Linked DNA regions of Homo sapiens: region 1 is linked to region 2. The links are chromatin contacts, found by Hi-C or POLR2A ChIA-PET in ENCODE. All regions are on one chromosome and are shown on one strand. Each heading gives the region's core, a stretch centred on a gene start or an enhancer-like site at or near the end of the contact. The rest is flanking DNA. Distances are from core to core; before and after follow the strand shown. Region 1 holds the start of FAM50B (family with sequence similarity 50 member B). Region 2 has its middle 14 kb from the start of PXDC1.

The links. Hi-C counts contacts between places; a loop is a spot of excess contacts on that map. ChIA-PET counts read pairs that join two places held with the same protein, here RNA polymerase II (POLR2A). Pooled maps may share reads with other maps.
Region 1: a loop to region 2 is called in a map of B cell, with 4 times the contacts of the local background. The contact joins the promoter of FAM50B here to the enhancer-like site in region 2. A Hi-C loop is called at or near these places in 11 of 168 maps with a recorded cell type or tissue (A673, B cell, CD4-positive, alpha-beta memory T cell and 8 more), 17 of 37 single-sample maps with no recorded cell type and 18 of 50 pooled maps. POLR2A ChIA-PET finds 5 or more read pairs at or near these places in 13 of 52 experiments (AG04449, AG04450, B cell and 10 more).

Annotation. Positions count from the first base shown.
Region 1 is chr6:3,846,306-3,850,756 of GRCh38, forward strand. FAM50B (family with sequence similarity 50 member B) reads left to right here and starts at 3,068. Exons shown (of 2, transcript NM_012135.3): 1 at 3,068-3,181; 2 at 3,484-4,451. The coding sequence starts at 3,507. LOC107986557 (a long non-coding RNA gene) reads right to left here and starts at 3,061. Exons shown (of 3, transcript XR_001743931.2): 1 at 3,011-3,061; 2 at 2,084-2,344. RefSeq lists a silencer at 2,742-2,861 and an enhancer at 3,132-3,251.
Region 2 is chr6:3,763,432-3,767,759 of GRCh38, forward strand. No RefSeq gene overlaps it. Among named protein-coding and RNA genes, the nearest start is that of PXDC1, 14 kb to the left of the region's middle. Within about 2 kb of position 2,985, at least 3 of the 41 ENCODE cell types and tissues checked have a DNase peak (open chromatin) inside an H3K27ac peak, as active enhancers do.

The DNA of each region.
Region 1 (4,451 bases), core at 1,818-4,317, 83 kb after region 2:
TTTCTAGTGCATATAAAAGTTATGTTTATACTATACTATAGTCTAGTAAGTGTGCAGTAGCATTTTGTCTAAGAAAATAATGTGCATAATTTCATTAAAAATACTTAATTGCTAAATAATGCTAATGATCCTCTGAGCATTCAGTGAGCTGTGCTCTATTTGCTGGTGGAGGGTCTTGCCTCAGTGTTGATGGTTGCTGACTGATCAGGGTGGTGGTTGCCAAAGGCTGGGCCTGTGGCAGTTTCTTAAATCAATATTGAGTTTGTCACATTGATTGATTCTACCTTTCACGAAAGATTTCTTTGTAACATGTAATGCTGTTTGAATCAACTTCTTCCAAACTTCTGTTAATGTTGATATTTTACCTCCTCCCAAAAACTGTGAATGTCCTTCATGGCACCTACAGTGGTGAATGCCTTCCAGAAAAATTTCAATTTACTTTGCCCAGATCCATCAGAGAAATCATTACATACAGCAGCTATAACCTTTGGAAATGTATTTCTTAAATAATAAGACTTAAAAGTCAAAATTACTCCTTGATCTATGGGTTGCAGAATGGATGTTGTGTTAGCAAGCATGAAATCAACTTTAATCTCCTTGAGCATCTCCATCAAGCTCTTAGGTGACCAAGTGCATTGTTAATGAGTAATAATATCTTGAAAGGAATAATCAGAGCAGTAAGTCTCAACACTGGGCTTAAAAATATTCAGTAAACCATGCTGTAAACAGATGTGCTGTCCTCCAGGTTTTGTTGTTCCATTTACAGAGCACAGGCACAGTAGATTTAGCATAATTTTTAAGGGCACTAAGATTTTCAGAATGGTAAGTGAGCATTGGCTTCAACTGAAAGTCTCCAGCTACACTAGCCCCTAGCAAGAGAGTCAACCTGTCCTTTGAAGCCATGAAGCCAGGCATTGACTTCTCCTCTCTAGATATAAAAGTCCTAAATGGCATCTTCTTCCAATAGAAGGCTATTTTGTCTACATTGAAAATGTATTGTTTAGGGTAGCCTCCGTCATCAGTGCTCTTAGCTAGATCTTCTGGATAACCTGCTGCAGCTTCTCCATCACACTTGCTGCTTCACCTTGCACTTTATGTTATAGAGGTGACTTCCTTCCTCAGCCTCATGAACCAACCTCTGCTACCTTCAGACTTTTCTTCTGAAGCTTCCTCACCTCTCTCAGCTTCACAGAATTGAAGAGACTTAGGGCCTTGCCCTGGATTAGGCTTTGGTTTAAGGGAATGTCGTGGCTGGTTTGATCTTCTATCCAGACCACTAGAACTTTCTCCATATAAGCAATAAGGCTGTTTTGCTTTCTTATCATTCATATGTTTACCAGGAAAGCGCTTTCAGTTTCATTCAAGATTTTTTTCCTTTGCATTCACAACTTAGCTAACTGTTTGGCAAAAGAGGCCTAGCTTTTGGCCTATCCTGGCTTTTGACATACTTTCCTCACTGAGCTGAATCATTTCTAGCCTTTGATTTAAAGTGAGAGACGTGTGACACTTCTTTTCACTTGAACACTTAGAGGCCATTGTAGGGTTATTAATTGGCCTAATTTCAATATTGCTGTGTCTCAGGCACTAGGGAAGCCTAGGGACAGGAAGAGAGATGAAGGAACAGCCAGTCAGTGGAGCAGTCAGAACATACATAACATTTATCAGTTAAATCAATAAACGTCTTTGTCTTCTACTGCACACTTCGGAGTGCCCCCAAACAATTACAATAACCTCACAGAACGATGATCACAGATCACCATAGCAGATATCACAATGAAAAAGTCTGAAATATTGCAAGAATTACCAAAATGTGACACAGGAACACGAAGTGAGCACATGCTGCTGGAAAAATGGAGCCAGTAGGCGCTTGACGCTGTGTTGCCACAAATCTTCAATTTGTAAAAACAAAAACAAAACACACAGTATCCCAGAGCTCAATAAAATAAGATATTCTTGTATTCTGGTGATGGGGCAACAATGAGAAGGCTTTAGATTAAAAAAAATGCTAATTTCCTAGATTAAGGCAAGTGGTGGGGAATGGGAGAAAAAGGAAAGTGTGAAAGGCTCTTCTGTAATTGATTACCTGTGGAGGAACGTCATTCCAGGAAAAGGCCTAGGTTTCTGGCTTGGACAATTTGATGAGGGCTCACACCGTGCTGTTCTCCTCTGGATATGTGGGTGCCATATGTAATTATCATATGATTCACGCTTCTTGGTAAGGTTATGCTCACAGGCATTGTTGCTCTTAGGCGGGAGGAGGCTGAACCGCAGTATGTATTTCACAACCAGCTTTTCCAAACTAGGTCCCAGGAAGCACTGGTTTCGGCGAGTGTTACCAGATCTCCTGCAGGGGAGAAACGGTCACGAAACATGAACTGGTCTGCCCTGCTCTTGGAGAGTTACAGTGGAAACTGGCATGTTAGAGGCTCACAGTAAAGACACTGCTACACTTTAACTCAGTGTCCCATGGTTATTAGAGCTTAGAACCCGGGGGAAACTGCTGTATAGAAGAGGTCAAACAAGCTGAGTGCAGGTTTTGTCACGAAACTGGGGGGCGAGTAGGGTTCTATTATCAAAGAATGGTTGTGTTGGGGCCATAAGAAAGAATTACAGGCAGTGGTGCGCAGGTAATGTTCACGAGACGCCACAGCGGGGTAGCATCAGAGGCGGGAGGAGGAGGGTTGGAGAGCAGGGCCGTGTTGCAAGGCTCTCTGGGTGGCCACAGCAGCTTGCGCTGCGCCCACATTGCTTCTGCGTGTTTACAGTTGGGCACGAGAAGGCTCAGCACGCACGCACAGCAGGTGGGGGCCCGCCCTGCCCACAGCGTGAAAACAGGAGCCCCGGCCAGCCACGGCTGGGCAGGGCCAGAAGCGCCTCCTCCAGGATCCTCCCCGCGCTGGCCCGCCCCACAGGAGCACCGCCCCTACCAGGAGCCCGGAGCTCTTCCCAGGGCCCGCCTCCCCGCCAGGGGGCGATCCACCTCCACTTCCTGTTTCCGCAGCCGCCCTACCAGGAGCCTGGCACTCTCCTCAGGGCCCGCCTCCCCGCCAGGGGGCGCACCGCCTCCACTTCCTGTGTCCACGGCTGTCGCGAGAGCCCGGGGCGAGTGGGCCTCTGCTCGTGGGTGGTTCTCGTGGAGGTCAGCTCCCGCGTGTCTCCGCTCGACAGGGTGCTTGGGCAGGTAAGGGTCCGCTCAGTAGCCCAACCCTCTCTGTATGCAGCTCCCCAAATTCAGCGCTGCGCTCAGGCATGGCAGCCACCCGTTACGTGGGGCCGTTCGCATTTGCATTTATTGAGGTCAAATAAAATGCTGGAAATTGGTGCCTGGTGACACTGTCAGGTTGGTGGTTACCCTAGCAGGTCGGCCCAGCCCCTGAACGCTTCCATCACTGCCGAAAGCCCTGTGAGGAGGCGCAGAGCTGAGCATTCCCCGCCGTTGCGTGGGCCCCCCTCTACCTGCCGCGTTTTTCCTCTTTGCTGCAGAGCCCATCGGGTAGGCGCGGGCCATGGCGCAGTACAAGGGCACCATGCGCGAGGCAGGCCGTGCCATGCACCTCCTCAAGAAGCGCGAAAGGCAGCGGGAGCAGATGGAGGTGCTGAAGCAGCGCATCGCCGAGGAGACCATCCTCAAGTCGCAGGTGGACAAGAGGTTCTCGGCGCATTACGACGCCGTGGAGGCCGAGCTGAAGTCCAGCACGGTGGGCCTGGTGACCCTGAACGACATGAAGGCCCGGCAGGAGGCCCTGGTCAGGGAGCGCGAGCGGCAGCTGGCCAAGCGCCAGCACCTGGAGGAGCAGCGGCTGCAGCAGGAGCGGCAGCGGGAGCAGGAGCAGCGGCGCGAGCGCAAGCGTAAGATCTCCTGCCTGTCCTTTGCACTAGACGACCTCGATGACCAGGCCGACGCGGCCGAGGCCAGGCGCGCCGGAAACCTGGGCAAGAACCCCGACGTGGACACCAGCTTCCTGCCAGACCGCGACCGCGAGGAGGAGGAGAACCGGCTCCGAGAGGAGCTGCGCCAAGAGTGGGAGGCGCAGCGCGAGAAAGTGAAGGACGAGGAGATGGAGGTCACCTTCAGCTACTGGGACGGCTCGGGCCACCGGCGCACGGTGCGGGTGCGCAAGGGCAACACGGTGCAGCAGTTCCTGAAGAAGGCGCTGCAGGGGCTGCGCAAGGACTTCCTGGAGCTGCGCTCCGCCGGCGTGGAGCAGCTCATGTTCATCAAGGAGGACCTCATCCTGCCGCACTACCACACCTTCTACGACTTCATCATCGCCAGGGCGAGGGGCAAGAGCGGGCCGCTCTTCAGCTTCGATGTGCACGATGACGTGCGCCTGCTCAGCGACGCCACCATGGAGAAGGACGAGTCGCACGCGGGCAAGGTGGTGCTGCGCAGCTGGTACGAGAAGAACAAGCACATCTTCCCCGCCAGCCGCTGGGAGGCCTATGACCCC
Region 2 (4,328 bases), core at 1,735-4,234:
GTTAAAACTGTCTTTCAACTGGCTTCACAATAAATAAATAAATAATTAAGTGGGTAAATCTAGGAAGCATATATAGCAAAACGTGAATAATTGTATCTAAGAGAAAGGATTTAGGCCTTTATTATACTATTCTGTCAACTTTTCTGAATATTTGAAAATTTTCCCAAGTAAAAGTTGGAGAGGGATAATATTTATATTTCTACTCCTTTTAATAAAGATAATCTAAACATGGTTTTAAGAACCTGTTGTCTGCCTTGAGAAACCATTTATTTCTGCTGACATTCTCACAGTGATATTAAGGCTCAGATACTATTTAAACATTTGTGGCTATGATTTTTTTATCAAGCACATTAAAATTAGTCCCAAACTAGTTATTATTCACTGAGTCGAAGGTCAAGGAAAAGAACCAAAATTAATCAACACTGTGTCTTGTATGTAATACAAGTTCATAGAGCCATGAACTTGTAATATAGCTTCATGGAAGTATCCACAGGGTGTTGACGAGTGTGGCAGCAGCTGTTTCTAAAGCCTCCTTATTCCTGAGACGCCCTGGCTTGTTGCATGCCCCTCACCAAAACACACAACAGCCCCTCAGCAAATTAAGTCCAGAATATTGCATTTTACACCCAAATGCCCCAAGATAGATATTCAAGTAAACTTAATAGAATCACTTAACATTCTAGCTGAAAAGGACTTGAGTGATCATTTAACTATAGTGAATGTTGGTTGTAAAATCATTAATGCCCTGCAGGGCAGAGATGTTGTCCTGACTGTATTTGCATGAGTAGTATCACATAACATAGAGACTTTCTAGACTGGTACCCAGTCATGATTTTATTCCGTGAGTGTGTGAAAAAGGGATTGAGGTCCTTCAGCCTCATTCAAGGAGTTGTGGAGGGAGTTTTGGGTTGATGTCTACCTCATTTGATATCTGCTCATATCTATGTGTCCAGCATCTTGTTCATTTTTTGCAGCCTCAATCTGATCACACATTCAGCCACTTAGGACTAGGTGAGCAAGAGCTGTTGGTTCAGAAAACCAAGGCTGAATTCCATTGTCCCTTACCTGATGGAGCGGAGAGGCTCCTGGAAAGATATGGTTTGACTAAATTTCTATACATTTATTTGAATGGACATGAATTTGTAGCAGGTGGTATATTTCACCACTTAGCCTTACCCACATAAGGGGGCTTGGATTTGTCCCCAACAGCATTTCTGAATAGCAAGGACCCATGCTGTTTTGGAGGGAATTGTATGCTGTTTTGGAGGGAATTGTATGGTTTGAGCCATTCAAGGCAAGTAACATGAGGCCATTGTGAGGGGGCTCATCGAGGTGTTTGGGCAGAGATGGGCATACCATCCATAGGCAGTGGGCAGGTGGGTGCCCTTGGAGGGCCTGGCCCAATGAGGACAGGACAAGCAGCTTCTCACTGCCTGCAATGCATGATCCACAGACATGGTTTGGCTTCCATGAGGTGGTGGTTGGTGTATGCTGGCTGCCAGTCGGCCCTCTCCATTCCCAAGTCCCTCCCCACCCACCTCCAAAGCCACCCCTGCCACCATGTTCCCTTCCACACCCTCCCAGTGACTTTAGGCTCTTCCTTTCCTCTCTTTCCAGGGTAAACTTCTTGTTTCCTCCCTCCTGTGGCCTTTCTATTAGAATCTCAAGAGCATTATTGGGGGATGGGAAACCCTGGCTTACTTCTCCTTTTATCACTGACACAATTTTAATTCTTCTTGAAGGTTAGTCTAAGGAAGTGGGGGAAAATTTACATCGAGATGATGTTTGAAGATACCTTACTACAAGCCAAGAGAACATTAGAGTCCCACGTCACCCTTCTGTCTGAAACAAATAATCACGTCCTGATTCCCTTCTGGCTTTTGTGTGTATTTATATGTTCACCCAGGTTTGCTCAATGCAGGTATGGGCATTTCAGTGAAAGCCTCTATTTTACCCTTCTCTCCTTCTCTCTAGTTGGCCAGAATATTTGCTTCCAAGTGCAGCCCAAATTACTTACCTTAATTGTCTGCACCTCCCAAGTATTTCAGCTAATTGTCGAATTGTTGCTACTCATTGTCTTGTGACTGTGTATACCTCACCCACGGGGCTTAAATTCTGCCCAAGCAAAAAGGGCTTGGTGAACTGAAACCAGAAAAAAAGTTCAAGGCAATGGAACAAATGCCAATGTCTTGGTTCAAGGAGCGACTTTTACAGAATTACGTGCATTCGTACCAGTTGTTATGATGAATTGTTCTGACACTCATCCAGACAGAAAAATAATTGAAGTTCCTTTCCCAGGGGTTCTCTAACTCAAACACTCAAAACGACCTGACCTCAGCCCAGAGCAGAAGTCACAAGGCCAAGATTCAAAAAATAAGTAAATACATTTATAAGGAGATATAAACTGCTTTCCGAAAACATCCAATTTGGGTCAATGATTGATGAAGAACTAAGAATAACTGGAACATTTGCTTTTCCTTATTTTTAAAATAATTAAAGTTACTTATAATGCTTATATAGACCTCTGAGCAAGGAGTGTGTGTGTGTGTGTGTGTGTATGTGTATGTGTAAGTTTATGCTTGAAGATCTTTGTTGCTACTCCTACCCCCATCCCCCTGTATATATTCTAGAAACCAGTGCTAGTTCTGATGACCAACTTTGGGCTAAACCACAGCTATACTTTGGAAGCTATGCAATCGCAGACTACTCTGCAGATTTTGCTTTTTGTTAATAACCTATTTTAAAGTTCAGCAGACTGGCATCTCTTTTGATGCTGATTATACTCCTTCTAAAACTCCACTCCAAGTTCAGCGTCAGCAAATCCCAGTCTGACAGAAAGTAAGATTGTTTTCTCAGTTTGCCAGTACACTGCATTTCAGAGACAGGCTCAACCCCAAAGTCGCTGCTGTGGCAGAGCTCATGCCGCGCCTTTTGGACCACAGTGACAGATGGTTTTGCTTAAAGACAATCCCTCTGAGATAGCTCGTCTGCCCAGGCGGCTGTGTGGGCATGCTTCGGGCATGTAGCCAGCGCTCACATGCTATCCACATATTTCACATCCATAACCACACCCGCATATAGTTTAAACACTGTCTGGTCTTCAGAGGCCTTTATGTAACTTTATATTCAATGAAAATAGCTCTTGGTGATTAATTTTGCTGCTTTTGGCCCCTTTCAGGGAAACAAGTTTGACACTTAGTCTGTATTTTTCAAAGCGAGAGAAAATGGAATTGAAAAGAGTGTTTTCTAATGAATTAATTCCAGTGATGTTGAGTCCAACATGAGAAGAAATGTAATTCCTCCTGGAATGCAACTGCACACCTACTGCTCAATGATGTATAATAACTATTTTATTCCAAAAAGGATTTGAAGTGGCTTCCAAAAAATGAGTGACATTAATAGCTAAGGATATTGGGGAGAAACTGGGCATAGCCGATGGATTTCACTTGCCTGTGGCCGTGGCTGTTCATTTTCGTTCATGAGGTGTAAGAAATGAGGAAGGGTGGCTGACCAGGGGACAACGACACCACATCTGGGAATACCCTCCTTCAAATCAGAGACTTACAGGAAAACGGACAGGCCGGCGCACATTATTCAGGCCATTCTCAAATGTTTAATAACTGTTTCATATCAATATCAAGTTAAGCACATTTTAGTAAGGTGGGTGAACATGTTTGCCCATATCCCAAATTATCCCAGACTCTCCACTGTACAGGAAGCGGACAGTGTCTTCCACCAACGCCTGCTTCACAAGGTTTATTCCTTAATAGCCAGACTTGGCCTCTTTTCTTAGCTCTGAGCTGTGAGGCACAGTCAGTGTTTTCAAACAAAAGGTATTTCCAGGAAATCTTCTGTCTGAGGAAGGACGAACACACAGTTCTCTTAGTTGGGGAGCGTGGGAAGGAGGGAAGCAAAGGTGTGGGGGACTTTGGTATTCTCTCTTCTTAACCCAGTACTTGGAGGGTATTCTCCCAGGCCGTTCAGTGGAACAACAAAATGGCTGGAAAACAACACTTTTAAAAAGTTTCTTCCTGGGCACGGTGGCTCATGCCTGTAATCCCAGCACTTTGGGAGGATGAGGCGGGTGGATCACGAGGTCAGGAGTTCGAGACCAGCCTGGCTAACGTGGTGAAACCCCCTCTCTACTAAAAATACAAAAATTAGCCAGACGTGGTGGTGCACACCTGTAATCCTAGCTACTCAGGAGGCTGAGGCAGGACAATTGCTTGAACCAGGGAGGCAGAGGTTGCAGTGAGCTGAGATTGCGCCACTGCATTCCAGCCTGGGAGACAGAGCAAGAGTCTGCCTCAGGAAAAAAAAAAAGTTTC